Regions from separate parts of the Homo sapiens genome. Here region 1 is linked to region 2. Evidence: chromatin loops called from intact Hi-C (ENCODE). Cell type or tissue: endothelial cell of umbilical vein. All regions are shown on one strand. Each heading gives the region's core, and the rest is flanking DNA. Links, peaks and the distances in the headings are about the cores only. Region 1 overlaps MID1 (midline 1). Region 2 overlaps MID1 (midline 1).

Region 1 (16,590 bases), core at 4,781-12,780, 50 kb before region 2:
TATGTCCTACATCAGTTTAGCAGACAGAGTTATTTGCTAAGTATTTGTTTAATGAACAAAGAGAAAAATTAAAAATGCATTGACTGAGAAGTACAAATGTGGAACTCAGGCTAATATTTCAAGGAGGATAATCATTAGGCTTCATTTCTCTTATTGTTATTTTTATGTCATCATTTCTAGCTCCCCTTGAGGTTTCTCAAATAAATTTAGCTATTGACATATTTACTTGAAACTTACACTCAGTAAATTTCTTCTGTTTCCTTTTGACCTCAAACTGAATTTAATAACTGACTACAACTGAGTTATGAAAAGGATGGGACCATATTGATAACATGAGCACATTATGATGGAGGAAGTAAAATTTCTAGAAAGTAGCACTGACGAAGCTTCTTTGCTCGACCAAACTTTAGTGTTGAACTTTCTCCTGGGCCCTTCTGCGCACTTTCTTGTAAACCAGTTTTAGCAAGAACCCTGCTGAGTTGGTTTAGCCAGAATCCTCCATCTCCATATCTGATCACTCTCAGTATCTGATTGGGTTCTTCATCCTTCACCATGCCCCAGAGGATGTCTGATCAACTTGGCCTACCTTCAGCAAGAATCCTTTTAGGTCAGTTTAACCAGAATCTCCCTTACCCCTGATGTTTCCTCTTAGTAATTTTCCATCCACTTATCATCACCCTGCTCCTTGGCTGTAAATCCCCACTGGTCCACGTGACATTGGGAGTTGAGTCCCATTCTATACTGAGGTCTCTTTCCCCTTATTACAATAGTCCTGAATAAAATGTTTTTACAGCTTTAACTACTGTCCAGCTCTAGTTTTTCTTTGACAGACCCCACACTTGAAAAGTATCTACTAGAATAAACCCGAAGAGCTAAGTTGTACTTGAGAATACGAGTTAAATCTGATAGAATGTAAGCTCCATATGGGCAGGGATCTTCAGCTGTTGTATTAAATAAGGTATCTATTCCAAGCACCTGGTGCCATGTCTGGCACAAAATAGGCATTCAAAAAATATTTGTTGAATAAATAAATAGGGAAAATGACCTTCCAAGAAGAGACAGGGCAAAAATGTAATGGAGCAAGTAGTTATCACTAGTAATCACTCAACATGCAGGTAATGGATTGGTTTCCAAGGACTGTGTAGACACAAAATTATGACCTAAGGATTGTTTTATTTGAGGGGGAGGGAGGAAGGGAGTTGATTTTTTTTGAGACAGGGTCTTGCTCTTGCTCTATCACTCAGGCTGGAGTGCACTGGTGCCATAACGGCTCACTGCATCCTCGACCTCTCAGGCTCAAGCAATCCTCCCCCTTCAGTCTCCTGAGTAGCTGGGACTACAGGCATATGCCATGACTCCCGGCTAAATTTTTTTAAAATGTATTTTTTTGTAGAGACGAGGTCTTGCTATGTTGCCCAGGCTAGTCTCAAACTCCCGGGCTCAAGTGGTCCTCCTACCTTGGCCTCTTAAAACTGCTGGGATTACAAGAGTGTGCCACTGCACCTGGCCAGGAATTGATTTTTTAAAACTGCCTTATTGGAATATATTTCACATATCATAAAATTTGTCCATTTAAAATGTGCAGTTTTGTGGGTTTTCGTGTATTCACAGATGATTTCATGTGCAATCGTCATCACAATCTAAGCCTAGAACATTTTCAGTGCCCAGAAAAGAAACCCATAATGTGTGCAGTCACTCCACATTTTCCCTACCTGCCCTAGCTCCAGCCCGAGGCAACCACTAGTCTACTTTCTGTCTCTTTATGGATTTGCCTGTTCTGGACGTTTCATATAAATGGAATCAAATAATACATAATCTTTTGTTTGGCTTCTTTCACTTAGCATAATGTTTTCAAGGTTCATCTGTGTGGTAGCATTTATCAGTACTTCATTCCTTTCTATGCCAAATAATATTTCATTGTATGAACAGGCCACTTTTTATCTCTTCTTTAATAGATGCACACTGATGTTTCTAGTTTTTGTTCACTATAAATAATATTGATATGAACATTCATGTACAAGTTTTTGTGTGCCCATATATATTCATTTTTCTTTGATATAGGGGTGGAATTGCTGGGTCACATAACTGTGTTTAATGTTTTAAGGAACTGCCAAGCTATTGTTCAAAGTGGCTGCATTATTTTATATTCCCATCAGAAATACATGAGGGTTCCAATTTCTCCACATCCTTGTTAATGCTTGTTATCGTATGTCTTTTTAATTTTATTTTATTTTTAGTGGGTGTGAAGTGGTATTTCATTGTGGTTTTGACTTACATTTTCCTGATGGCTAATGATGTTGACCATCTTTTTCGTGAACTTACTGGACATCTGTGTATCTATGTTGGAGATATGACTATTCGGATCTTTTGCTCCTTTTGTAATTGGGTCATTGTCTTTTAATTAATAGAATGTATTATTTCTTTACATATTCAGAATACAAGTCCCTTATCAAATATGTGATTTGCAAATATTGCCTCCTGTTTTGTGGGTTATCTTTGCATTTTCTTTATGATACCCTTTAAAGCACAAAACATTTTTAAATTTTAATGAAGTTAATTTATCTACTTTTCTATTGTTACTTGTGCTTTTGTTGTCGTACCTAAGAAACCATTGCCTATCCCAAGGTCATGGAGACTTACTGTTCTGTTTTCCTCTATAAGTTTTATATTTTATATTTAGGTCTATGAGCCATTTTGAGGTCAGTTTTGTGTATGGTGTGAGGGTAGGCTTCTAACTTTATATGGATAGCCAGTTGTCTCAGCACAATTTTTTGAAAGACTATTCTTTCTTTCACTGAAGTGTCTGAGAACCTTTGTCAAAAATCAATTGACCACATTGTGAGGTCCTCAAGTTTTAATGTTGTCACTAACATATTCCACACTTCAAGCTCTTCTGGCTTTGACTAAGTCCAGTGAGAACCCACTGCTAATTCTAGAGTACGGGCTGTGAAATGAAATGTGGTGTGTAATATACCCACATGGTGACATTAGGAAAATCTTAGGCTATCTCCATTTATGAGTTTTCCTATTTTGTAAAATGAGCTGAATAATATCTGCTCTCTTAGCCGTGTGGAATTATTGTGGTGAATACATGAAATAATATATGAAGAAACACCTAAACTTATGAAGCCATTGACAAATCTGAGGTACTGTTGTCTGCATTGAGAAGGGATTTTGTAAACAGATTATGATTTAGTTTAGGGTCCATTCACTCTCACAATCATTGGGAGTTGAGTTACTGCATGGTAGAAAAAGTATCCCAGTTGCCATTGTAATATGGGGCTCAATTTAATCCAAATTTTGACTATTTGATTTACAGAATGGATATGTTTGCTTTACCAAAAAAGTGGGCTGAAATCTTCCTTGTTGAGGCAAATGTGTTTTGAGAAAACTGGTATCACAATCACCATCACCCCAATATGTAAATTCCTAGAAATTTGGGAACAGGATCTATTCATTTTAGGCCAAGTATTTTTCCTAGATCTTTCAGAGAATACAGATTTAGCTTTCCTTTTGAAACCAGGGAAGTTGAATCTTGTTTTCTACTTTGATGAATTTCCAAATTCTTGTAACTCTAGTATTCTTATATTCCAAAAGATACAATAAAACAAGTTAAATACTATTCTATATTTCAGAATTTTTTCTACTACAAAGAAGTTTTCCACAGTTTTGCTGTTTCATGTGTCACTTAAACAAAGAATTAACGATTTGATTGGACTTTCTCATTAATTTCTATTAGTTCAAATATGGCAGGGTTTATTGGTTACTTGCAGTTATGTTCTGGTGTTTCTAGTTCCCAGGTTTGGTTTGGAAGCTAGCAGCTCCTGGTTATGATTTTTGCTTTCATTTCTGATTCACATCTTTTGATTCAGAAATCATTGTGGCTGATGGAAGTGCTCTGAGGAGGGCCAATCTAAGGATGCAGAAAACAAGTTCAAACTCTTCTTTCCACTTTTGTGCCATCAGTCTCCTCCTTGGCCCCTAAACTAACGGCAAGAGTGAGATGAAGATAATTAGGAATGATGTCCAGTGGTGGGTAATTACTGTCTCCTGCCTTTGGACCACACTGGAAATGGGGCACTTGACTTCTCAGGATGAAATACAGCTTAAAATTAGGCCTTCCTGGCCGGGCGCGGTGGCTCACGCCTGTAATCCCAGCACTTTGGGAGGCCGAGGCAGGCGGGTCACGAGGTCAGGAGATTGAAACCATCCTGGCCAACATGATGAAACCCTGTCTCTACTAAAAATACAGAAATTAGCTGGGTGTGGTGGCGCATGCCTATAATCCCAGCTAATCGGGAGGCAGAGGCAGGAGAATCGCTTGAACCCAGGAGTCGGAGGTTACAGTGAGCCGAGATCTCAGGCTAGGCTCCTCAATACTATGGTTTTTTCTCACCTCAAGTACACTCATGAGCAAATATCACATTAGCCCACCAGTATGAGAAACTCAGTCACTTTCACCTCATCTCATTTTTGACCTCACCCATCTGCTCAGCACATACCTTCTCTACATCTAGAGTCAGTTTTCTTTCGCGTCTTGAAATGCATCTTCTCCCCATCAGTCTTGCCTGTAGGGAGTTGCTGACCCACTTTCTCCTATTCCTAGGGTAATACTGCTGCTTCTCTCTGCCAATGACTTTCTGATCCTTTACAGTCTGATGAAAGAGATATTACAAAATTGAATAATGATGTGAATGTAGAAGCACAACAATCATATCTGGCCTGCCTAGTCCTGAGATGGAATTCAGCATTGAGGGTCACTCGGCTTCATTAATGCTCATATCTGCCACCAATAATCAGTTGCAGTCCCATGTAAGTTGCTACTGGGTGCACGGTTTACCTTCCCTTTCTAGAAATGCAGTTACGCGTAATCATTCCCCAGATTAGTTAATGATGACATAAATGGATTAGCTATTTTCTCGAGGGCACTTGGTTAGCAACGCCCAAAGTCTCCCTGCTAAGTTTTATGGTGTAATAGTGTTACAGTGTTTTGAGGAATGGGTGGGGTAAAGAGGACAAATATTTTTTCCTTGTCATATATGTATAAACATTAAAGGGATTTAGTTACATACATATACTAGAAATTGGACTAGGTGTCTGTGAAATGTTCTTTAGCAGTCTGTAAGTGGTTTTTAAGTATTATTTCTAAAACCTGGCTCTTTTAATTTGACTTGTATTCAACTGCAAAATGAGATGTTCAGTGCAGAGTATAAACATCATTAGATTTCAGACATGTGTGGGCTTAAAATCTTTAGAAATATTTGGAACTCTTAGGATGGAGCATGAGTGAAGGAAAAAAAATATCTGGCCAGTTTTCACAGGTGAAATTGATCTAGCATGCATTTTAGAAACTCTCATTTTCTCACTTTGCAGTGCTTTATTGAAATAAGTTAGCCATCCATAGACTTTCAGAATACAGCCTTATAATTCCTCTTGTGAAAATGACACACTGACTTGATATATCACTTCTTATTCGTACACAGACGGAAACACTGAAGTAAGCTTGGGACAGGATAACCCCAACGTGTTGGAGACAGGATATTCTATTTCTGGGTGTTGAGAAGAGGGTTGCTGCACTGCACAAATCCGGAGGCTACTATTCACTTTGAATTCCGCAAGAATGGTAGACCCCTTGAGTTGTGCCTCTCTCACCCCGGCCCACCATTACTGCACTCTTGAAATTGCACCATCAAACTGTGAACCCTTTAGTTTAAGATTCTGAACCTTGCCATCTTTGAAACCATTACCAAGGAGTTGGGAGTTTAAAAGACAAATGTCTACTTTACAAGTTTGCCTAGATTCGGCCTCATGGCAAAAACAAAAGCTGTTTCATGCCACGGTGAATAAATGTGACCTTCCATTCCAAGGTCACAAATTAAGGTGATCTTGAGAAAGGCTGAAACATTTTTATACATGATGCTAGGTTGATGTTCTTGTTATTGTTTAGACTCAAAAGGACTTTTCTCTATAACTAAGAATATGTAATTTTGAGTCTGCATCCAAATTCGAAGGGGTTAGTGGTACTACATAATGTGGCATAACCATCCCATCTCACTCCAAAGGAAAAACATTGGAGGAGTTAATTCCAATTTGCCCAAGGCTGAAGTAACTGAAACAAAACAGAGCTTTATATAAGCTGATATTTGGCCTGTGGATGAGGGTACAGGGAGAAAACTGTATGCAAGTGGGCTCTACACCCCGCTGTGTACCACTGACCAGGTGCAAAAAGAAATATGATGATATGAGGGTGCTTTGGGTTTTATTGCCAAAGACAGCTGTGATGAACATTCCAGACTCTGGGGCAAAAGTTAGACAGAGCTGCCAGAGGAACAATGAAAGGGATTCTAATACTTCAGTCTGTATATAAAACTGAGCCAAGGAGAATTGAGGAACAGCAGACAATATTACCGTAATTCATCTGATATGTTTATATGTAATCTTCACTCTGAAACTCTTTCACACCAAAGTCAAATACTTGTGGACCTGGCTCAAGTGAATGAGAGAGAGAGAGAATGGCCTGGCTCCTGAGGTCTCTGTCTTTGGAGGACAAACCAGAGTACGGGACAATATTTTTAATGTTTAATGTGTTAATTTAATATTTAACATTTTTGATCAAATCTTTTTAAACTCCAAGAAAGGCTTTTCAGAAAAATTAAAAATGGAATCCTTTCATAAAGTGCTTTTGGTGGGAAGTAATAGCAGTGATATAGTGATACAACTAGAAGCTACATGTAATCCTGCTTTAGCATAGTGACGTAGTGGAAAATTATTTGGACCAGAGGAGATCAATTCTACATATTGATTATCCAGATGGGAATTTGCTATGGGACTAAAAAAATAGCTCCGAGGAACCTCATGATAAATCCTCTTTTCTTGAGGTTTCTAAGATTATGAAGCTTGAGTGCTGGACAAGGAAGCAAGACACTATCAAAAATGGCAACACACTGTGGTGAGTAGAGCAATTAAATTCTTTCTTATGAATGAAATACAACTGTAATAAGGCAATAAAACTGCCTAGCAAAAAATGCCATTGCTAATGCCTAAAACTTTGAAACTTCACATAAAGGAGTTTTACTTCCAATAGTAGCATACAGAACATGGCCATTCACGATGTTGTTGATGTCGCTGTTAGTTTTTCAGTAAAGCAAAATCTTCAAACAGGTAAAATAATTTAGAGGGAGCAAGGGCTAATGGAGGCAGTGGTTTGGGGTTCAGGGACTTGAGGAAGTCTTCCCGGGATTGAAACACCAGGTTTTTATTGCTTACTAGTTGTATGTTATTGGGCATTTACTTCAACTATCTACATCTCAAGTTCCCTACCTGCATAATGAGGAAAATAACATTTGTTACCTGGCAGACCAGGTGCGATGCTGCTAAACATCCTACAACACATTAGACAGCCCCCACAACAGTGAAAGGTCCATCCCCAAATCCCACTAGTGTCAAGATTGAGAACCCCTGGGTTAGACTGTGGTGAGAACTAAATGAGTGAAAACATGAAAAGCCCTTGACAAATGCTTGGCATGTAATAATTACTACATAAATGTGAACGATCACTATTGCTAACAAACTCTTTTTATCTGGAATGTCCATAGATAATTAAAACTAGAGGTTCTAGGACCAGTCAGCCTGTGCTGGTTACCTGAGGACTTTCTAGCATGAATCAAAACTTTGATGCATCTACATCATCAAAATAATAGCTTTGGAAGCTATAACATGAGGCTTAACTCCAGAATTTTTGAAGCTACTTTTAAATCCTAACTGGGTTCCTTGAAGGCTGCCTCCTGATGCAATTTTGGATGGGGGAAGAAGAAGGGTAGAGAACATTCTTCCGTGGTACAGAGCAGGAGTTGGGGGACTTTTTTTTTTTGTAAAGGCCTAGATAGTAATTATTTTAGCATTGTGGGCCAGACGGTCTCTGCTGCAGCTTCTCAACTCTGCTATTGTAGTGTGAAAGCAGCCATAGACAATACGGATGCAAATGGACGTGGCTGTGTTCAAATAAAACTTTACTTACAAAAACAGTCAGATTTAGCATGAGCGTCACAGTTTGCTGACCTCTGGCATAAAGGAAAAATCATGGACTTTATATTCAGAGGACTGCAGGTATGAAAAATATTTGAATTTCTGTGAGAATGTTTCCTCATTTGCATACTTTTGATGAAAATATCTGTAAACAATCTGGTACATAGTAGATGCTCAATAAATATTAGTTTTCTTCTTTTAAGGCATGAATAGCTACAAGTACTGAATTAATGGAATTTCAATTTGAAAATGACAACATACTTGCGGTATGGTTTTCACTTTCCCCATGATGTCCTGCTGACTTCTGTCACAATTATAATAAATGTTACTCCTTCTGTAATGTTTTTCCTAGGCTACACTCAACTGACTTCAATCTTATATTCTTGGCATCAATATCACAGCCTTTTCTTTTTGTGTTTAATGGTAACTTTGTTAGAAGCAGTTCCAAAATGAAGAAGCAGAATGGAAGGGGTTGCTCATAATTCATTGAAAAACAATAAACTCCTCCCTTCCTTTCTCTTATTAATTACACACTTTATAAAACAAATGCTTCACACCCTTCCGTTTGGGCTGGGCACACTGAATGAAAAGAAATCTACTTAACCTGCCATGGGTGTTTGTCTCTATCACGTCTTTTTCATAAAGTTTCTGAAAAGTAGCGATTTCTATTAAATAATTTTCAACAAATGTGTTTGGCATTTGATGTTGTGGTCAGAGGGTAAACAATAACTTTTAGCAGATGACCATTAATGGAGTGCCAGGAAAGATGGAGGTGACGTGTTTAAGGGAAGGGAAGTTATTTCTAATGGAAAGAGGAAACCTCTACTCTATGACTTTACCTTAATCACTTTCAATCTTACATGTTATTTCTCATTAAGTGACATTCCTTTTAGTTGTTGTGCCATGATTCCTGAAAAGTGATGTACTGGAAAAATACTGAGTTGGACCCCTTTTTGGGTTTCAGTTACTCAGGTATAGAAGCCATCTGCTTCTGCAAAGTTCTGGAAAATGAACATTGGGTTTCTGCTCTTTGGTATTCCGTACAGTGAGTGAAATACACGTGATTACGTCACTGATAGAACTTAACTGGGAGGTACAACTGGAAAATGTTAAGCTTTGTTCTGCCTTCATGACGCACCCACAAGTGATATCTATGAAATATCTTGCCCTGTTGTTGTCATTCTAGAATATCAGGAGAAGTGAGTAGATTGATTTTTAAATATCTTTGATGTCCAGTGATTCACATGTACGTTTATTCAAACACAATGAAAGAGACTTGAGTTTAGAGAAATTGAACATGTGAGCTATAGCCATGACTAGAAAAAGAGACTTGTGCTATCATTTCATTTTAGACATGGTTGGCAGTTGTATCCTCCCCAAGAAGGATATGAGACAAGAATGGATGGTCAAATTGTTGCCAGAAAACACCAGTACTGGGTAGGAAGTGAAACAGGGACAACTACGAAGCCAGTAAAGTGTGACTTACCAAGACCACCTTGGGCAACTGGAGATTAACCCCATTGGGCAACTCTGGGAAACAGTACAGAACATTCCAGCTAATAGGGAAGAAGCAGAGTATTTATGTAACATCTCCCATCAGGAGCTGGTTGAAAGCTGTTGGGGGAAGGTAGGCATTAACTTCCCTTTGGAATTAGTTGGTCCTGGGAGGGGCAGAAAAAGTTCCCAGGCCAGGGAGATAGGACCTGTGAGTGCAATATGGGTATGGCCTTGACAGCTGTAGGCAGGAGCTCTTACACTAGAGGAGACTACAATATAACCATTTTGAGCTCTCATGGAGGACAGAGAGAGCTGGCATCACAGTCATCCAATTTTTCAGTTCCAATGACTTGTGACTAACTGTGGGGCTAAACAGAATTTGCATCGGACAGTGCTTTCTGTACTGGCCTTGGTCATTCCTGACTTCAGGGTCACAATCTACCTACAAGCACTCATTTGCAACTGACTGTAAGTGGGTCTAAGTTTGAGCAATGGTAGGCAAAGTTCCCTGAAAAAGAAAACACGTGACATCTAGCGTGTCAGACCAAAATGTATATTTCCTCATCTAGTGACTCCTAACTTCCATCATTTCAACTCATTGTGAAATTATTATTGTCTTTCTGGAACAATGGTTTGAGAACTTGAAGCCTCTGCAGTAAACTTGACTTTTTTAAAGCTTGAGTTAAGGATTATTTGGAGAAGTGTCCCTCTCTCTCCCTACCCCCTTTTTTTCCTCCCCCCTCCGCCCCCATCTCTCCCTCTTTATACATTATCATTAAGGTCAACTATATTTCTATAAACAAACCTGACAGATGTTACCATCTAACCTTCCTACCTGGGAAACAGAATGGTCTGTTGAGGTTTGTCAGGATCGGGGTCAGGGTTGTGGGAAGGGAGAGGGCAGCCTGCCAGGTAATGGAAACACTGCTTGCTTTAATTTTATTGCCAAGAACAAAGCCTTCTTATTGTTTAATAGAACCCTTAAAGGCAGGCCTCATTGGCATAGTTCTAATTTTTTCGAGACCACAAACAAGAGGAATTCTTTAGGGCCACTTCGTGAAAAGCAGAAGAAAAAAATAGTTTATTCTGCAAAAATTAAAGCAATCCTTTGTTTCAGTAGCCAGTGTCTGATTTCAGGTTGGCATCTGTATGTGTCCTCTCTACAGGGGCATTTGTTGGCATTGTCTGCATGGGCACCCACTCTTTCATTCAGATTAATTGGAGGTTATGCCTGACATATGAAGGAACTGGACAGAAACCATCTTTCTCTGGCAAATCATCCCTTTGGCAGCAATACTTTCAGATAACATGCTAAAAGAAGAAATGTTTCGCACCAAAAACAAAGAAGCAAACACTCTCCTCTTGCAAAACCTATTTATAAAACTGGGAACCACACACATCTTCATTCAGTGCTTATTTTGATTCTACCAGCAAACTAAACCTTCTATGCAGTCCTTGCTTCTCAGCAGCAAGTTTTACTTCTCTCTCCATTTAAAGTATAGGTGACCAAAGTTTCCGGTTTCCAGAGATCTTTGCAACAGTGTTAGTAGCTAAGGAATGAAAGTGAGAGGAGATGAGGTCATTCTTGTTATTCCATGAATGAGGAAGATGCTATCAATGTACAGGGATCATCTATGAAGCAAATCTTAGGGATTTGTTGAGTGCCCACAATGTGCAAAGCACCATGCTAGGACCTGTGGTAGAAACAGAACTTGGCCTGCTAGAAAGAATGACTTCACTAGAGAACAAGCAGCGAACATGCCAAGTGCACACATAATTAACTGCTAAACCATGGGCTACAGAAGTTCTAGAGCTGTGTGGTCCAATATGGCCACCACTAGCCACTTGTGGTTTTGAGCACTTGAAATATGGTTAGTCTGAATTGAGATGTGCTGTGAATATGAAATGCATACATTAATCATTTTTACATTGATTACATGTTGACATGATAACATTTTAAATATATCGGGGTCAAATAAAATGTATTAGTACAATTAATTTTACCTGATTATTTTTACTTAAAAAATGTGATTACTTGAAAATTTTTCAATTACATATGTGGCTCACATTACACAGTACTTTGATTGGATGATGTGACTCTGGAGAGTTTGAGAAATGAGGCAATTACTGTGTGAGTAGCTGAGGAAGGTTTCATGCCAAATATGAAGGAGAGACTGGTCTTTGGAGATCAGAGTAGGCAAGACAGAGTTAGGAAACCCAGGGGTGAGGAAGATGAGAAAAGGCACCAGGGAAGAGAGGCAAAAGAACATTTTTGCAAGACAGAGGAAATTAAAATTCTGTTTCAACAACATGCAGGGTACAGTGGGCATGCATCTTGAATTGGTTATCTGGGAATGGGGAGACAGAAATACCGAAGCCAGTTATATCTTACTGCCCCTTGTGAAAAGCCTTTTGGGGGCCATTTGCAGAGAGCTAGCCATGACTGAGCTCCATAGAGTCTGGCTAAAACAAAACAGCAAATTGAGGAGTTTAACTTGGGAGTGGGGAGTTCTTCCTTGACCCCCACCTTTTTCTAATTGACTCCCTTTGTATCCTGGTCTTAGTGGGCCTTCAGCATTGATCTTTAAAGCTATCCATGCTTACTTGCTTTCCTGGAGTTTTCTTCTGAAATGGTAGTGGGGCTGGTAAAAGTTACAATGGCAGTAGAAGGGCAGGCAGGAAGGACACTGGAGAGCTGTACAATAGGGGCTTTGACAAAAGGACAGTGAAGAGCAAAGCTAATCTGATCTGGAAGAGAAAAGGAAAGATCACAGCATTTAGATGTCTTTTGGTTGCTAATTTTGAAGTTGTGGTGAGTTTGTGAGTGTGTGTGTGTGTTTGGGAATCATGAGAGACTGATATTGAAAATGTTTTCCTGTTAAGTCATTTTCAGACCTAGGTTGATTAGCCATCTTACATGTGTGGAATTATTATTTATAAGTGTTTTCCCAAGCCTGATTCAAAGTGACTATCTAACTATTTTTTTCTTTTGCAAACCAGAAAAGATAGAGAAGGTATCCTAGAGAATAAAAGGAAAGGTACAGGTTTATAATAAGGGGGAAGGAAAGACCCACCTCGATCGATCTCTATTCAGGGCTCAGCAACACTCCTGATGGACAGCTCTCTCATTTTTGACTTCCCTTTGTCAACTCCATCCTCTTAGCCCTACCTGGGTGGCAGAGCCCTCAGGCTGGGAGGGAGCTCCTTGTGTGCACTAGCATTACTGATCCTCCAGGGATTTGTGGCTACTGAGGTTTGCTGTCATAAAAACACAGTGCTGTGTACAGTCTTCTCAAGAAGGGTCCTTTCTGCCCTTCAAGGTGTGAGCTTATCGGACATGCTGATCTATGCAAATGAGCTAGTGCTACAAGGAGGACAGAAGGATGATGTAGTTGGCCTCTAGAGGTGTTCCATTCACTCATCAATAGTCAAGTGCTGCATGCTAAACGCAGCATACTAGGAAGACTGTCCTATTTACCCAGGAGTCCAACCAACTAGGAGAAGGAATAGACACAGACTTACAGACCATCAAGATTTTTGTTCAAGAACTGCATCTATGTCAACAATTCACTATGTAGTTTCCCTTAAGCTTTTAAGTTCAAATTATGATCTCATTATTCTATTCATACATCTAATAAATTTTATGAAACCAAGAATAATCACTCTCGGGAGTCCTTGAATCAATGTTTGATTAACTCAAGTTGAATAGACTCAACTCCATTAAACAATCAATTCTGTCTATACATTAGCTGATTAAGTTCCTACACACATATTTTTAAATTGCGGTAAAATTTACATGCAAGGAAATGCATAGATCTTAAGGGACAGTTTAATGGATTTTGATAACCGACAGCTCAATCAAGACATAAAACATTTCTATCACCCTAGAAAGTACCCTCGAGCCGCTCTTCAGGTCAATCCTCACCCCTATGAGGAATCACTGTTCAGATTACTCCTGTAACACTTTAAACTGCATTTATCAATTTAACACATTTGATTTACTTTATAAGCACTTCAAATGCTAACAGGATAAAATTAAAATCCTAACACGTTATACCTTCCCAAGTCCTTAAGTAGCTCTTATAAATCTAATAAACTAAACTTAAAAAATATGCTGAAACCCAGGCCGGGCGTGGTGGCTCACGCCTGTAATCCCAGCACTTTGGGAGGCCAAGGTGGGCAGATCACGAGGTCAGGAGATCGAGACCATCCTGGCCAACTTGGCGAAATCCCGGTCTCTACTAAAAATACAAAAACTAGCTGGGCATGGTGGTGCACACTTGTAATCCCAGCTACTTGGGAGGCTGAGACAGGAGAATTGCTTGAACCCAGGAGGCAGAGGTTGCAGTGAGCCGAGATCACGCCACCGCACTCCAGCCTGGCAACAGAGCAAGACTCTGTCTCAAAAAAAAAAAAAAAAAAAAAAAAGAAAATGCTGAAACCTAAGGTTTTTTGAACATTGCAATATTGCTTTGAAACCTAAACTATCTTACAGATCCAACTTAAAATAACAGTTCTAAAAGAAATTACATGTTAGGCTGGGCGTGGTCGCTCATGCCTGTAATCCCAGCACTTTGGGAGGCCAAGGCGGGCAGATCACTTGAGGTCAGGAGTTCGTGACCAGGCTGGCCAACATGGTGAAACCCCATCTCTACTAAAGATACAAAAATTAGCTGGGCATGGTGGTGGGTGCCTGTGATCCCAGCCACTCAGGAGGCTGAGACAGGAGAATCACTTGAACCCCAGGAGGTAGAGGTTGCAGTGAGCCGAGATGACACCAGTGCACTCCAGCCTGGGTGACAGAGCAAGACTCCATCTCAAAAAAAAAAAAAAAAATTACGTGTTTCAAATTAGCATTTCAAAGCAAATCTGTCAAATTTCTGTAATATGTCATATTATCTTAAATGCTATGAACTATTAACATACAAACAAATATTTCAGTCCCAAGTTGTAATATATATATATTTTTAAGTTCAGGGTCTCTGTCTCTGTCACTCAGGCTGGAGTCCAGTGGTACAATCATAGATCACTGTAATCTCCAACTTCTTCTGGGTTCTAGTGATCCTCCTGCTTCAGACTCCTGAGTAGCTAGGACTACAGGCAAGAACCTCCACTCACAGTTGGTTAATTAATTAATTATTTAGTAGAGACAGGGTCTTGCTATGTTGCCCAGGTTGGTTCTAAACTCTTGGCCTCAAACAATCCTCCCACCTTGGCCTCCCAAAGTGCTGAGATTACAGGTGTGAGTCACTGCACCCAGTCATAACCCAAAATATTGATTTTATGCTACAGGTTGAGTATCCCTTATCCTAAATGCTTAGAACCAGAAGTGTTTTGGATTTTGGAATATTTGCACATACATAATGAGATATCTTGGGGATAGGACCCAAGTCTGACCACTAAATTCACTTACATTCCACATACACCTTATACACATAAGCTTGAAGGTAATTTTATGCAATATTTTCAATAATTTTGTGCATGAAACAAAGTTTGTGTTAAGTACTTGTGTGTGGAATTTTCCTCTTCTCGCGTCATGTCAGTGCTGAAAAAGTTTTGGATTTTAGAGCATTTCGGATTTTGGATTTTCAAATTAGGGTGGCTCAGCCAGTATTATTTAGTTCTTCATCTTTATACATGAATCTCAAACTTCCTGGGAAGGAGGAAAAAAAGGAATTTACTTATTTACTAAAGGAAACAAATTTATCATCTCAAAGAAGTTGAGGTTAGAGGGTCAATGGTTAATAATAAAAGATTTCAGAACGTTCATAAGAACTGAAGACTCACTGATTGTACTGGCACTGCAGATGTACACTTGCTGAGCCTTTGTTATGGTGGGTTTAACAGGGTTTCCAATTACCTATCTGATAAGATGGTTCTTGTAATGAGAATTCCCCTGGGAATCTAACTTTCTAATCACCTGGTTTGGGTTCAGTAACAACTCCAGTTACTTATTACTTGGTTAAATTCAACCTATTTCTTTACTGGCTGATTCTTGTTATATCTGGCTTCAGGCCACGTATCTGTGGTTATTTGAATGATGTTTATGTCAAAAGACTGTTGGGATAATTAAATCAGGAAGTGACAGTAAGAGCTGGTCATGGTCATAACTGCTTGTAGTGCATATCTACATAAGTCCTATCACTTTTTCTTTCTTTACACTACAGTCTATGTGTTGCTGTGAAACTGGAACAGATCTATGCAATAATGCTCCCCTTCCAACACCTGCAAAGATGGACAAGGCACCACCTTCCCAATCCTATGGAAATTGACAGAAGGCTTCCTTGAATGAACTTATGACATCTCAATACCAAGCTTGCCTTGTCAGAGAATTAGACCACTATATAGTTTTCACGACTTTACATATATGAACTTGATGTTATATCTAGGGAAAATACTTTTAAAAGCATAGTAAAAGCTCTATCATAAATTCCTAGGCCAAGAAGTTACCTCACTTGGTTGTAAAAATCTTTGTGTTGCTCCTCACTGAGAGCCTTGTACATTCCATGGTAGCCTCGGGCATTTTAAATAGCTGAATTTAAAATTTCATATTTCTATTTCAAACAAAAATAACCAGTACTACAATTGTCTTCTTGTTAACGGACATTTTATATGCATGACTCAATTATTTTGCTGTGGAATTTCAAAATTAGAACAAAGCTCTTCATTTTTTCCTACAACATTTAATTTAGCAAATTAAAAATAGAAGTCAACCGAATCAGGTAAAAAATGATATGTCTGGCTTCTTTCATAATCTGTAATTATTTTATACACAGAGATAATTTCAACTTGATTGTCATTGGAAGACAATTTTATGTTCATTTATTGAGAAAAATAATTTAAACTAGATATTAGACCCAGAAGTAAAAGGTTGGTTCAGTAACAAAATGGTGGATTGATTGTTAGGATTATTCTTGTTTCTGAATGTCATGAATGGGAGCAATAAGTGAACCAAAGCTTTTACTTGAGAGTTACCTTCTCACCTGCAATCATTCCATTCCCCTCTGACTCTTTCACCTGAAACCATCCAGCTAAGACCATCTCATATAAAAGTTGAGTTAGAAATAA
Region 2 (16,590 bases), core at 5,882-13,881:
CTGCAGTAGATGAATAATAGATTTGAATAAGCTACAAGACATAGTTTAGATTTTCACTGCTTTTTTTTTTAGGATATTGCCAATGTATTTTAAATGGAACTCTTACACAATAGAACATCCTACAGGGATTTCCTATGGTAGTTTAAGACTTTACAAGACAAATGGCTGGGCCCCATGAGGTTGCCTCCTTCATCCTGCCATGGGCATTTTGGGCATGCCTGAAATGTTCTAGCATTACACTCTCTGATTGTTGCCTTTTACTGCATGGAGTTTATTATTTAGAAAAAAAAGTTTTTAATATTTTAAGGTAAAAATTATTTCCTGTGCAACAACAGCAAAAACACACACAAACAATATTTAGAAGCTGTAAAATGAAGAACAGTTGATTCAATTTTGAAAGAACGAAAGATGTTCTGAAATGCTTTGGTTTGGTTCCATGAAAATTCTTTGAATTTCAGCCATTTATAAATCATCGTTCAATAAGTCGCTGGCATTTAATGACCACATGATAGATTTATATATTTTTATATATCTTCTTTATAGCTGTTTTCTCAATGATACTGTGAAACAAACAAACCTATTTTTATAGCACTTTTTTTTTATGCCTGTTGCCTGTCCTATAAAGACAATCTCAAGTGCAGAACTTCCCTGGATAAAGATCAGTTCAATCTTCAGCAGTTGTCTTATCACCTAACACTCCCTGTCAGAAGAAACCCTTGGTATTAACTCATATCACTCATCTTCTAGAACACTCCTTGGGAACACTTTATTTCATAAAATCCCTTAGGGCTATATAACTCTCAACAGTACTAGAAAATGACTCCCCACTGAGACTCAAGAATCAAGGATTAAGCCAGTAGTGAAGTTTTACTAGGGTGGAGTGAGCAAACTTAGGTGTTGCTGTCCTCACATATGTGCGAGAGATAAAATCATCCTCCAGTATGTTCCTCCCTCTTGCATTTCTCCTAATCATAGACACTTCCTTGAAGAAGACAGAACATGCAGCCTAGGCTATGTTATGCCAAAGGGTAGAATAATAGTAATGGTACTACAGGGAATAATTTGTCATCATTGAAAGTTTTGGGGGCCAGGTGCAGTGGTTCACGCCTATAATCCCAGCACTTTGGGAGGTTGAAGTGGGAAGATCGCTTGAGCCCAGAAGTTTGAGATCAGCCCAGGCAAGACGGCAAAAACCCCATCTCTACAAAAAAATACAAAAATCAGCTGGGCATGGTGGCACATGCCTGTAGTTCCAGCTACTCTGGAGGCTGAGCCGGGGAGGTCGAGGCTGCAGTGAGCCATGATTGCACTACTGCACTCTAGCCTGGGAGACAGAGCAAGATGTTGTCTCAAAAAAGAAAGAAGGAGGCCGGGCACAGTGGCTTATGCCTGTAATCCCAGCGCTTTGGGAGGCCAAGGCGGGCGGATCACCTGAGGTCGGGAGTTTGAGACCAGCCTGACCAACATGGAGAAACCCTGTCTCTACTAAAAATACAAAATTAGCCAGGCATGGTGGCACGTGCCTGTAATCCTAGCTACTCGGGAAGGCTGAGACAGGAGATCACTTGAACCCAGGAAGCAGAGGTTGCGGTGAGCCGAGATCACATCATTGCACTCCAGCCTGGGAAACAAGAGTGAGACTCTGTCTCAAAAAAAAAAAAAAAAAAAAAAGGAAGGAAAGAAGGGAGGGTAAAGAAAGGAAGAGAAAGAAAGAAGGAAGGAAAGAGAAAAGAAAAGAAAAAAAGAAAAGAAAAAAGAAAAGAAAAGAAAAGAAAAAACTAATGAACAAACCAGGCATTCTACTCAATCCTTTAAAGCACAATCTCATATATTCTCAAATAAGCCATGAAAAGCAGTCATTGCTGAACCCACTTTATAATTTGGGAACTCAAATTTAAAGATGTTCAGAAACCTCCCCAGAGTCAAGCTTATCTGAGGCAGAGAGAAAATTCAAATTAAGGTTGGTAGGACCGCAAATCACCTCTAACCAAGTATGATTAAGGAAACCTTAATAATGCCAGGAGGATTACTGCAGAAAGCTTCAGAGAAAAACAGTTCACTGCAACCACATTTGCCAGTACCTTCTAAAAGTTGTAAGGCCATGATCACACATACCATAGAACTAGGCAAAAAGAGAAAAAATAGCATGACTTAAGTGTACAATTATGAAAATGAACTGTTGTTATTATGCATATTTTAATTAGTATGGGAAGCCCTCATAAATTATGATCACTATTATTTATGTGGCCAAATTGATTACTGGATTATTTTAATCTACCACTGTGTGTTCCATGTCCCCTCTCAAAGCTCCCTCTCCATGAGGCTCCTCTCCATGCAGTTATTATCTCTATGATACCCCTCTCTATGATGTTATTCTCTATGATTTCCCTCTATGGTGCCCTCTCTATAAGGCCCCTTTCAATAACTTCAGTTCAATGATGGCATCATACAGAGGGATGTCAATTTGTGAAAAACAAATTGATTTTGTTTTTCCATCTCTAGTGTTTATCCCCTCAGGGAAATCATTGATTGAACACCATTTTATAATCGTAAATAAGACAGTTTTGTTTTTTCAGGACATGAAGCACTTTTATTGAATGTGTTATTTAGATAAAAAAGGGAAGAGGTAGAGTGACTTTCTCTGAAAAACATAGATACGAAGTAATTGCCAAATAGAGATAAATTAATCTCCAAGGAAAATGACCAGATCCAGTGGCTTTTTAACATTTCAGGAACCCTATTTTTATGAGTGTACTTTGGAAGAAAGGCTATACAAACAGTGAAAAATACCCAAAGTTTCATAAGTACCAAACACATAACTCTCCACATTAATTGTGATGGCTTTCTTTCCACTTCTTCAGCCTTAGTCCATGCTGTTTCCCAAGGACTCGTAGGAAGCATCTCTAGCTATTAGATATAATTCATATTCAAATTTACTCAGATGTATTCAAAAGAAATCTGAGATAAAGTATCTCCCCATGAGTCATCAGCACAGTAAGGAAGAATTAAGAGATTTTCAACTGATTCCTTTACTGGGTGAAAAGAAAATCAGATCTCCATTTTTCTTAGCTGATTTTTTTTTCTTGCTTGCTTTGGTGGTCTGATCACGCTGTCTCATTTTCTGACTTTCTAGCTGAAAAAATTTCTTGGATAGGAATATTATTGTCTGGGTTATTACTTTAGTAAAACACATATACTGTGATTATTACTTTAAATTTGGTAAATACCATCAAAATGCAGACCTCTCATAAAGACACAGATAATGAAAATTTCTGCGCTCTAGACTATGAGTACCTATGCTAAGATATTTGCCTTAACTTACATAAAGATAATTATTATTTAACCTCTACAGAAGTTGGGTATGTTATAGACACTGCTTCAAACAGGAAAACTGCATCTAGTAGAAGGAAGATCACTTGTTGAAGGTTAGTCTATCTGTGGCCTAGCATATGGGTTTCTACTAACCAACTGTGAGATCTAAACCAGAGGTTGGCAAACTATGGCCCATGGGCCAAATCCGGCCAGTCACCTATTTTTATAGAGCTTCATTGGCAGCCTGCCACATCCATTTGTTTCTGAATTGCCTATGGCTGCTTTTGAGCAGTTCCCACAGAAACCATATGGCCTGCAATGCCAGAAAGATTTAGTAGCTAGTCCTTTACGGTGTTTGCTGACTTCTGCCTTTATGAATTAATCTGACCCTCAGTTTACTCATTGTAACTGAGGAATTGGAAAAGAATAAACTTTTTCCACCAAGTTTGCACATTAGAATCACTTGGGGTAGTTTTGGGGAAACCCCAATGCCTGAGCTGCACCCCAGAAGATCTTGTCCCATTGGGCTGGGCTTCTGCCCAAGGTAATCCCTGTGCAGCCAGGTTGAGAACCACTGGACTAGATATGCGTGATGGCCCTTCGAGCTCAGCGCTTTCATGACATGAACTTCTTGTGAAATAAGTAGTACCTTCCAGCAGGAACAAATGCTTGGAAATTATGACTGAATAAATTCAGCCTCAGCAATGAAGACTCACATCTGATTTATGCTATTCCAAGTCTCTGACTTGAGGAGTTTAGAATCCACAGTTTTGCAAGGATAAAGACGCAATGCTATATAAATATAAATGGTTCCTTTGGAAGACCAACTTAAAATAGACTAACAGATTTAATGAGTTAACTTTTGATCTATGGAAATAATTCACTTTTAATAATATCACAATTAAAACTATTATACATCAAATATAAGCCATTTGGGCGAAAGTCTCAGCTGCCAGCCTGTTCTCTGCAGACTCCCCACTTGGAGGAAAGCCTCAGGCTCTCCTGTCTCTGACACAGACGGCTACACCTGGAAGGTAGTCCTGAAAATAAGCTGCAAACACTAGGAAATCTAGGGGATAGCAGATAATATCAAATACACCTAAATCATGTTTTGGGAAGGGATTAAAGAATATTTCATAAGCCTTTGGAGGTTTAAATACTGTTGAAACAGCCTGAAGGCTGGCATGTGCGGGCCCAGACTGCTCAGAGTTGGGCTGGGGGCATGGGTGAGAGAAGCCCGCTGTGCAAAGAACTCTGGGGCTGCTTCCAGGCTGCCAGGCTGCCAGGCTGCCACTCAGGGCATCTGCAGATGGCGGGAGGGGAGTTCTGCAATGTCTCAGCTCTCTACATCTCAAAGTAGATTTGGTTTAGGGGTCACACAAACAAGTAAATGTCTGTAAGAGTAAAACTGAGCATTTCTCTTATGTCATTAACAAAGATGCTTTGCTTCGACTCAGGGTATCTCCGCTTTGGCACCAATGACATTTGGGGCTGGATGACTATCTGTCTGGGGGGCTGTTCTGTGCATTCAGGATGTTTAGCAGCATCCGTGGCCTTGACCCATTGTGCGCCAGTGGCAGCCCCTTCCTCTCCCAAGTTTCGAAAACTAAGCAATTGTATATTGCTAAGTTTACCCTATGGTCCTCATGATACCTTACCATCCTGTCTCAAAGTGGAATTAAACTCTATTCTGAGGCAATAGGGAAGAAAATACACACACACAAAATATATACAGTCGTCCCGAGGTACCTGTAGGGGATTCGTTCCAGGACCCCTATGAATACCAAAATCCACAGATGCTCAGGTCCCTTATATAAAATGGCATAGTATTTGCATATAACCTATGTATATCCTCCCATATACTTTATCTCTAGATTAATTATAATACCTAATACAATGTAAAAGCTTAGTAAATAGTTGTTACATTGTATTGTTTAGAGATTTTTTAAAAGTCTATACATGTTCAGTACAAACAAATGTAACCATTTATTGTTTTTGAATATTTTCAGTCCTCGGGTGGTAGAATACACAGATGTGAAATCCACAGATACGGAGGGCCGATTGTATATGTACATGGTATTATTTTATCCTATCCTTTGTGAATCACAAATATTTGATCACTGCTGCCTGAATTAAAGTTTTAAAAATTCAAATGGTCTCTTTATAAGACTTTCTTGAAAGAAATCATTGAGAAGAAACTTGTAGATTCAGAAAGGTGTGCAGAGACCTGAAAGGCATTATTTTGCTTGACTATGTATTTAAAATTTGAAAGAATGGCTGGTGGGCTAGGATTTTCCTTTTTTTTTAATCTGATGGGCAACTTCTACCTACACAATACAGACTGTAATCTAATTAAATCATTACAGCCTTTTTCAACTGGTTTCAACAACTATTTACTACTGATAAAATACCTTGTAGCTTTTCAGAATGCTCTTATTGTTGAAAAATGAGTAATCAGATATAAAAGAACACAAAATACAGCCACTGGGCTTGAGAAATTGAAACACTATTGGGGAGGGAAGACTTATGCCCAAAGTAGGTTTATTTTTACATTTTTAACGTTTTAGAGACAGGGTCTTTCTCTGTCATTCAGGCTGGAGTGTAGTGGTGTGATCACGGCTCACTGTAGCCTCCAACTCTGGGCTCAAGCAATCCTCCTGCTTCAGCTTCCAGAGTAACTGGGACCATAGGCGTGTGCCATCATGCCTGGAATTTTTTTTTATTTTTATTTTTTTGTAGAGACAAGGTTTCACTATGTTGCCCAGGCTGGTGTTGAACTCCTGGGCTCAAGCGATTCTCCTGCCTCAGCCTCCCAAAGTTCTGGGATTACAAACGTAAGCCACTGTACATGGTATTACTTTATCCTATCCTTTGTGAATCCGGCCCAAAGAATATGAAATAATACACAAACAGCATGCAATTATGAAGGAGTGGTAAAAAAAAAAAAAATAGGGAATGTCGGAGATCAGATAATTTTATTAAAAGTTAAATTAGAGTAGTCCTCCATGAGATTTGAGTTGATCCTTTAAGAATAATCAAGAGTTGGTAGAGGAAGAGCTGGAAGGACTGAGGATTCACTTACATAAACTGTATTGTTTGACTTTGTATAAGAACATATACAGTCATTCCTCAATATCTACAGGGGATTGGTTTCAAGACCCTCCTACAGATACCAAAAATCCATGGATGCTCAACTCTCTGATATAAAATGGTATAATATTTGCATATAACCTACCCATATCCTGCAATACTTTAAATCATCTCTAGGTTACTTATAATAATACAATAATTATTAATAATTAATAATACAATAAATAGTCGTTATACTTTTTTATTTGTGTTTTTATCTTTTTTAATTGTTTTTTTTTCAAATATTTTTGATTTACGATTGGTTGAATCCTCAGATGCAGAACCCACAAATATGGAGGGCCAACTGCATTGTCCATATAACTACAGAAAAGGCTTAAAATTTAGAATAACGGGGTAAAGATAGAGGCATTCAAGGAATAACAATAGTGATGGAAAGAGGAACCACTATCCTTTGTCCAGGGCTTCCTAGGGGACAAGCATTATGGAGTTATTACTGAATTATTACCTCTGTTTTACTGATGAGGAATTGAGGCTTGAAAAGTTAGTTTTGTTTTTTTTCCCTTAAGTTCGCACAATTCTAAAATGGCAACGCCAGGACACAAGTTGAAATCAGACTCTAAACCTGTCTCAGATCTGCTGAATCTTATAAATGGTGGCTCATGATGTAATCCCAGTACTTTTGGAGGCCTAGGCGGGCAGATCACCTGATGTCAGGAGTTCGAGATCAGCCTGGCCAACCTGGCGAAACCCCGTCTCTACTAAAAATACAAAAATTAGCCGGGCGTGGTGGCGCATGCCTGTAATCCCAGCTACTCGGGAGCCTGAGGCAGGAGAATTGCTTGAATGCAGGAGGTGGAGGTTGCAGTGAGCCGAGATCACGCCACTGGACTCCAGCCTGGGCTATGCAGCGAGACTCTATCTAAAAAAAAAAAAAGAAATAAAAAAAATATATATATATATGTATACACACACACATATATATACGTATGAACCCTGAGTGGCTTTGTGCACAACCATGTTTGAGATATCTTTGTTTTAGAAACCAATTTAAATCTACAATTCTGACTGATTAGCGATCCTAGAAAGAGGAATGGATAACAGATCAAAAAGTTTTATTATTGACTAACACATGGTGATCATTTTTATATGTATCCACGCTTTGGCATGAATAACTAAATATGAATATTAACTCGTTTTGGTCTCTTAAGAAATTTGAAATGTTGAACTCATAGACCAAGACTATAAATTTACATTTTTAGCCAGGGTAAGTAAATAATCACATTTCAAGTGATGAAATGATTTTAGGGATCATCAGAGATTCATTCATTTATGTTAACACTTAGGTACAGAGAAACTATTGAGTATTGGATAATTCAATATTGCTGTAAGTAAATAAAATGATTCCATATGGATTTCCATATTTCAACTTTGTATTTTTACTTCTTTATTTATATTAGAGTGGAAACTAGCTCATCCTCAATCATAGTCACCACTTCAAAGGGAACTTCTTTGCTCAGTCCAGGGAGCCTGTGTGTCAAAAGTGAAGGCAAAAATACTTGCTCTCTCCATACTCAAACTCTCTCTCTTTCTTTCTCGCTAATTTTTTAAGGGTGGTATGTTTGGACCATAGTTGTTTCTGCTTTAATCATAGGTGACGATTAGTCAAGGGCAAAATGGGGTCCCTGGGTCTGAGCTCCAAAACGTAGTCATCTGACTACAGTTATGCTTTTGAATTTTCCATGGCCTCATGTTCTGCATTGTTAAAGATGGTTCCTATTTACCCAGCTGCTCCCACCCACTAAATGCTAGGCTAGACACTTGGACCTATATTATCTCATTTAATCCTCCCAAGATCCCTAATGAGCAGGTATTATCATTCCCATATTTTTGCAGGAGATACGTGGTTGTTCCAAGGATCAAATAATACTTGAAAGTGCTTTGCAAACTGTCAATCTGGAGATTTACAAATGCTAGTTATTATTCTTGGTAATAGCTAGCTCTTGGTGTTTGATCAACAAACACCCTTGAACCACATCTCAAAACAACTTAAAGCAGCATCTTGACAGATTACTCCACCTTCCTGTACTACCACTCAGCCCTGACCTACGAGGCAGTTTTCTAGAGGTATGGAAGCAGCCCTATGGCCTTGCCTAATATGTTATCAGATGAACGTTTTATTGATACATAATATTTGTACATATTTATGGGGTACATGTGATATTTTGTTACATGCATAGAATCTGTAATGATCAAGTCAGGGTATTTAGAATGAAAGAGCTACTGGAACCAGTTAACAAGCTGGACACTATAAATAAGTGAGGCCCTTGTTTGCTGGGACCCTCTAGAGCTTAAATCAGCAATCCAGAGGCAAAAATAGCATCTCCCTCCAAGCTCCTTAAGTGAAGTGCATACGGCTTCCCCATGTCTCCTAGATCTTTCAGACTCACTCACACAGGCCATACTCAGTGTGTGAGTCTAAAAGCCTGCCCATTTCACTCTTCTTGGCTTTGAATCTGACCATGTCAACCAAGAGTGACTGAGCTCTAAACAGCTGTGTCAAGGGTCAAAGAAGGGGGAAATAAACACTCTACCAGGTCAGGATATTCATCCTAACACCTAAGTTGGTAAAAATTCCATAACAGATAAAGCAAACCCACCAGCTGGCTTGGTTAACACAATAGCACTTCCGCAAGTTTGCTCCCATAATATCTTCCTAGGGATGGATCCTTTCAGAGTGGAAATGACATAAACTGCTTGTGAGCCTGGATATTTATCTGACCTATTAGCCCTGTTCAGGAAGGAAATGGAGACCTCTGAGGAAAGCACGTGAGAAGGGCTAGCAGTCCAGCCCGCGAACAGTAGACCTTTCATAAGAAAGCATCCAGCCGGCTTTTTTCATGGATTGGAGTCTTCATATTTTGCCCTTACTTGCAATTCCAAATGACTGAACAGTGGAATTTGCAATTCCAAATGACTGAATGTCACTGTTCTCTGTAAATGTTGCTTTTTATTGAAATGTATTTTTACTTCAGCTTTTGGAATTAGGCAATTTCCAGATATCAACACCGAAGTCAGTGGTTTTTTATTATTATTCACATTAAAAATTATCTCATTGATTGAGCTCCATGGAGCTCTTTTCATATCCTGTCTATATATTCTTATTACATGTTATAATGAGCTCTAGACCATGGAAGCAACGACTTATCTTTGTTTTTCATTTCTGCATTCCCAGAATTTACTCAGTGTTTATCTCATAGTAGCTACATAAAATATTCCCTGAGTAAACAAATAAGGTTTTTTCTTTCTTTTTTTTTTAAAAGCAGGATCTGATAAAGCAGATAGGGAAAAGAATATTTATAAAGGCACAAAAGGAATAGAAGCTGCTCATGATTTCCATATTGTTTCAGTAATAAGAACCTAGTCTATCCCAATGTAAATAAAAATAAAAACCATATTTTCCGGATTTTCCCCCTCAATAAATAGCAAAAGAGATATAAGGGAGGAGGCAGACGATGATACCGCTATTCTAGGCACCCTGCACAACTGGCACAGAAGAGAGCACAGAGAACAAAACACCCCAGGGCCCCTACAGTGGAGGAGTTGGAAGCTGCCTTCTTGTACAGCTCCTTCACTTCAGCGCTTTCCTCCTCCTCCAGCCCCAGTCGATACCGAAGTTCCTTCCTCTTCCTATTCTAAGAGAGACAGCTGCTAACACACAGCCCAGGGCCAACTTGCTTCATCATTTACTCACATACCAAAGGCAACCCTACAAAAAAAAAAAAAGAAAGCTAGCCCCCTGAGCTCGTCTGACTAGTCTAGGCTTACTGTGTATCATGTCACCCATCTTTTCCTCATCTGTCTAGATGTGTATAAATGTGACAGCCATAGTATAAACCAATGCCAGCTTTTCTTTTCTTGGAAACAGCTGTAGGTGCTCTGATGGCACCTGTGGTGCTGATCCAATCAGATTAACCAGAAACATGAAAGAGCCGCTCCCCTCCACCCCTGCCACCCGCATCCCCAGACTTCAAATTGGGCCTTGTTTTTAAAGCCATTTCTTTCAATTCACCACTCACTGCTTCTTAAAAGTCCATTTCACTACTTAGCTTGGTTTAGAAAGGACAAATCAAAGTTTCCACCCAATTATAATTCCCTTGAGAGTTGTTCAAAGTTTCCCATGTCAGCCAGAAACACATATCAACCCTATAACCACTGAGTAATTTATGATACTGTCAAGAAATCCACCATTGGATTACACCAATGAAGGTTTTATTGTAACAGTAAATGCCCAGATAAAATAATACCTCGTGTACATCCAACACTTACTATGTGCCAGTCACCATGCTCGGCACTTTACAAGCATTTTCCTTTTTGATGCGACATGCAAAATGTGTTTTCCTTTGTCAGCTTAAAGTCCATACCTCATGGGTACGCAACAACGTTGTGTCATACCCAAAAGTCCAGAATATAAAGTGATTAAGTTTTAAATGGATTTTTACAATTGCATTTGTATCAGATTTTTCCAGAATGTTTATGCCACATACTGAAAATAAATTAAATCTTTAGCCACATTCAGTTTCTCAGACTACTCATGCCCACTTTATGGCAATGTCAAAAAATTTACCAGTCTAAGAATAATCTATATATTAAGACATTCAGGAAAACAATAATCCTAAGAAGGGAATTAGTGAGCCCATTAAGTTGCAACCACAATTCCTTTGTTTCCTCATTGACATCACTGTCCTAACTCTGCTTTCTTTTGCAGTGTCCCCGAGGTTGTCTGGGTCCATGTACATGAACACAGCTCCAGGCATGAAGTCTGGCCCTTCAAGATGGCCAAATCTACACTGGCTCAGCTATAGAAAATGTCAGCATGGGGGCATCTTCTAGGCAACTTATTTTGGTGGCCCTGGAGGCATCATTGCAAAGCCACATCTCTGCAATAATTCCCAGACAGCATGGTAAGGCATCATCCTACACCCATGATGCTGGTTTATTGCCAGGCCAAGCAGGCGTTTAAAAATTACCGTAAAATCATTGTGTTTACTCCTGAAAACCTCAGAAGAGACCTCAGAAATTTCAGAACCACTCAAAAGGCAATCCTGCCTGTGCTGGCTGGCACTGTTAACCGCTGTAGGAAGTAGCAGGAAAGACACAAAACTGGACAGCTGGGAACTGTGCTCTAGTCCTAGTTCAGAGTCACTAACCCACTAGGTCATTGCGGAAAACTTCTTTTACTACTCTCAGCCCTACTTTCCTCATCTGCAGAATGAGGATGGAATGACATGAGCTCCAAGGTTGCTTCTGGCTCTAAAACATTATTTTGGTTTATAGTGGGCATTCGGAGGTTTGAACAGCATTCTCCTTATTGTGAATCAAAAAGCCAGAAGAAATAACCATGCATTGTCCCCACTGTGTCTTACTGCACTAGAAAAGCAGGAAAAGAATCACATTTGTGTCTGTACCTAAGAGCCAATCAGCAACGACATCTCCTATTTCTTCCTAGTTTTAAGGGGCAGGACCTTGAATCTCACAATTTTACATGTTTCTGTTGACAGGGTGGTGGTTTTTGACCTGTGATACTACTTCTTTCTGCCAATTAAAAGAGAGACCACAAAATCTAAAGTAATGTGAATGTCTCTTCCCCCTTTTATTTCTTCCATGAACACAGTAACCCTATCCATTCTTATATTCTCACATGAAATTTATTTCAGAAAATATACATTAACCTCTCTCTCTTAAAAAAAAAAAAAAAACACTTCACTATTACTCTATAGAAAATGGTAAAAATGGCCTAAACCCTTAACCTTGCATTTAAAGACTTTCAAGACCTTCCCTCCAGGTGACTCTTCCAACATCCTCTTTCCTGGCTCCCCATTTGGCACCCTGTGCTCTAGTTAGGATTGTCTAAAATTCCAAAGCTGTCTTGCCTATTCCTACCGACAGGTCTCTGCTGGTCTCACTCCTGCAGAGCACCTCACTCTTCTTTGATGCATAATCCACAGATCTGTCAAAGCAGCTTAAATCCCACCACCCTGAAGCAAGGTTTATTGTCTACTCAAAAGCAGATTCATCTCTTCCTCCTCCGAATCCCAAAACACTCGTCTAATGCATCAATTCTGCACATGTCCATCAACAAGTGTTTATTAATTGTCACGTCTCTGCCCTTTGGCAGGTGCTTTAGAAACAAAACTACAAAACACATTAAAGCAACAATATATACTCTTATCTCACATACACATAATACAAGACAGTGGTTAAAAAATATTTGGCAGTCAGTCTACATCCAATGTCCATACACTTAACCATTACACATTCTGCCTCCTAGTTTCTAACAGTCGTTCTGACATGTGTTGCAGGCTTTCTGTAGGCCAGGCACAATGCTAAGGCACATGAAACACTTTATTTTGCTCTCCCAATTTTCTGTGAAAGTAAGTACTATACATTAGCCCTGTTTTATAGACGAGTAAAATATAGCACAAGAACGTTAACAAGGTGCCCAAGAATTACGTTTACACAGCCACATGATGAAGAGGTACCATGTGTACTTGTTTGTGCATTTTTCGAACTCTCTGAGCTTACCAAGAATGATTCCAACAATAATAAATCACTAGGCAATAATACATTGCTCTCTGCAGGTGAAGGAGTTGAGAGAGGACTCATCCAGAAAATAGACAGGTGAGGAGGAGGAAAAGGAAGCTGCCTTGAGTTTCCCATTAAGAACATATGCCTGGAGATGCTTTCTTTTATTCCATCTATCATAAATATCCTTGTACCAAACTAACAAAATTAAAATATAGTTTTAATACATTTTACAAATATTTGGAAATCTTATTTTAATCACATGGAAACTATTAAAAAATATACATTTCAACACATTGTATACACGTTTGGAAATATCAGACTATATCTCATAAATATGTGCAATTATTAAGTGTCCAACTAAAGATAAAAGGAAAAAAATACATATCTATATTGCAGACTAAACAAATGCTGCCATAAAATTAGTACAAACAGAATTGCATATTGGAGTCAGTTGGAACTGGTGAAACTCCATAAAATTACAACATTTTAGAAGACATGTGTCTGAGTTATTCACATACCACATGGTGAAACATCATATAGTCTGTCTGTATTTTAGATTAAAATCAACTGGGAATTACTGTGAACAAGTTTGAAAAACTATATAGGGTTACACAAAGAACATCATACGTGGTAAAAAGTTAAAAAGGAATAACTGATAACAGGGATTTTACAGACATCTAGTAAATTCAATATTGTTTTCTAATACAAGGCTTGGAAATGGTAGGTGCAGTGATCCCTTTTCTGGGAAGCCTTTCTCCATCTCTCAGGACTGGGGTCAGTACCTTTGCTTTGGGCACAATGTGCTTCCTGCCACCATCAACAGAGAAAGTATTTAGTAGCTGTTGGAATGCCCTACTAGACTATAAGCTCCATGAAGGCAGGGACTGTTACTGTTCATATTACCTTAATTAATTAAACACATATTAATTTTTTATGACCTCTCAAAAAACCTATATTAACTTTCATTGTGGGTTTTTTTTTTTTTCTTTTGAGACAGGGTCTTGCTCTGTCACCCAGGTTGGAGCATAGTGGTGTAATCACTGCTCACTGCAGCCCTGATCTCCCAGGCTCAATGATCCTCTCACCTCAGCCTCCAGAGTAACTGGAACCACAGGTACATGCCACCATACCCAGTTGAATTTTTATTTTTATTTTTAGTAGAGACAGGGTCTTGCTATGTTGTCCAAGCTGGTCTCAAACGACCAAGCTCAAGCAATGCTCCTTTTTGGCCTCCCAAAGTGCTGGGATTACAGGTGTGAGCCCCCATGCCCAGCCATATCGTTCTTAATAACATAGGTTCAAAAGGCCTAAAGCAAGCAAAATGACAGAACTATGAAGAGGACTTGAAAATTTCACTCTCGGCAAAAAAAAGCTAGAAGCATTCCCTTTGAAAACTGGCACAAGACAAGGATGCCCTCTCTCACCACTCCTATTCAACACAGTATTGGAAATTCTGGCCAGGGCAATCAGGCAAGAGAAAGAAATGATGGGTATTCGAATAGGAGAGAGGAAGTCAAATAGTTTCTATTTGCATATGACATGACTGTATATTTAGAAAACCCCATCATCTCGGCCCCAAAGCTCCTTAAGCTGATAAGCAACTTCAGCAAAGTCTCAGGATACAAAATCAATGTACAAAAATCATGAGCATTCCTATATACCAATAATCGACAAGCAGAGAGCCAAATCATGAGTGAACTCCCATTCACAATTGCTACAAAGAGAATAAAATACCTAGGAATACAACTTACAAGGGACGTGAAGGACCTCTTCAAGGAGAACTACAAACAACTGCTCAAGGAAATAAGAGAGGACACAAACAAATGGAAAAAAAATCCATGCTCATGGATAGAAGAATCAGTATCGTGAAAATGGCCATACTGCCCAAAGTAATTTATAGATTCAATGCTATCCCCATCAAGCTACCATTGACTTTCTTCACAGAATTAGAAAAGCTACTTTAAATTTAACGTGGAACCAAAAAAGAGCCCATATAGCCAAGACAATCCTAAGCAAATCGAACAAAGCTGGAGGCATCACACTACCTGACTTCAAACTATACGAGGCTACAGTAACCAAAAACAGCAGGGTACTGGTACCAAAACAGATATATAGACCAATGGAACAGAACAGAGACCTTGGAAATAACACCACACATCTACAACCATCTGATCTTTGACAAACCTGACAAAAACAAGCAATGGAGAAAGGATTCCCTATTTAATAAATGGTGTTGGGAAAACTGGCTAGCCATATGCAGAAAACAGAAACTGAACCCCTTCATTACATCTTATACAAAAATTAACTCACGATGGATTAAAGACTTAAATGTAAAACCCCAAACCATAAAAACCCTAGAAGAAAACCTAGGCAATACCATTCAGGACATAGGCATGGGCAAGGATCTCATGACTAAAACACCAAAAGCAATGGCAACAAAAGCCAAAATTGACAAATGGGATCTAATTAAACTAAAGAGCTTCTGCACAGCAAAAGAAACTACCATCAGAGTGAACAGACAACCTACAGAATGGGAGAAAAATTTTACAATCTACCCATCTGACAAAGGGCTAATATCCAGAATCTACAAAGAACTTAAACAAATTTACAAGAAAAAATCAAACAACCCCATCAAAAAGTGGGCAAAGGATATGAACAGACACTTCTCAAAAGAAGACATTTATGCAGCCAACAAACATATGAAGAAAAAAAGCTCATCATCACTGGTCATTAGGAAAATGCAAATCAAAACCACAATGAGATACCATCTCAAGCCAGTTAGAATGGCGATTATTAAAAAGTCAGGAAACAACAGATGCTGGCGAGGCTGTGGAGAAATAGGAATGTTTTTACACTGTTGGTGGTTGTAAATTAGTTCAACCATTGTGGAAGACAGTGTGGCAATTCCTCAAAAATCTAGAACCAGAAATACCATTTGATCCAGCAATCCCATTACCGGGTAGATACCCAAAGGATTATAGAGCATTCTGCTATAAAGACACATGCACACATATGTTTATTGCAGTACTATTTACAATAGCAAAGACTTGGAACCAACCCAAATGCCCACCAATGATAGACTGGATAAAGAAAATGTGGCACATATACACCATGTAATACTATGCAGGCCTGAAAAAGAATGAATTCATGTCCTTTGCAAGGACACGGACGAAGCTGGAACCCATCATTCTCAGCAAAGTAACACAGAAACAGAAAACCAAACACCGCATGATCTCTCTCATAAGTGGAAGTTGAACAATGAGAACACATGGACACAGGGAGGGGAACATCACACACTGGGGCCTGTCAGGGTTGTGGGGCGAGCGGGGGAGAGCATTAGGACAAATACCTAATGCATGTGGGGTGTAAAACCTAGATGATGGGTTGATAGGTGCAGCAAACCATCATGGCACATGTATACTTATGTAATAAATCTGCACATGTGTCCCAGAACTTAAAGTAAAAAAAAAAAAAAAAAAAAGAAAATTTCACTCTCTGAGTGGAAGGCCTAAGTGCACCTCTCCTAGTCATTAATTGATTACACAGACTGAAAACATTAATGAGCTCATGGAAATTTTGAAGATACAATAAACTTATTCTAAT

Evidence for each region. Hi-C counts contacts between places; a loop is a spot of excess contacts. Peaks named below come from ENCODE experiments on the same cell type or tissue, not always from the same donor. Only the 100,000 strongest peaks of a DNase experiment are listed, where the experiment ranks them.
Region 1: a loop joins it to region 2, with 2.1 times the contacts of the local background. A loop is called at or near these places in 1 of 110 quality-filtered maps.

The regions. Positions count from the first base shown.
Region 1 is chrX:10,496,905-10,513,494 of GRCh38, forward strand. All of the region lies in intron 3 of MID1 (midline 1), which reads right to left. Among named protein-coding and RNA genes, the nearest start is that of MID1, 120 kb to the right of the region's middle. RefSeq lists an enhancer at 11,834-12,703. In endothelial cell of umbilical vein, for the core only: no CTCF peak of the experiment used is centred there; a DNase peak (open chromatin) is centred at 8,987; H3K27ac peaks cover 1,375 bases.
Region 2 is chrX:10,545,924-10,562,513 of GRCh38, forward strand. The region is part of intron 2 of MID1 (midline 1); the gene reads right to left. Among named protein-coding and RNA genes, the nearest start is that of MID1, 66 kb to the right of the region's middle. In endothelial cell of umbilical vein, for the core only: no CTCF peak of the experiment used is centred there; a DNase peak (open chromatin) is centred at 9,038; H3K27ac peaks cover 1,691 bases.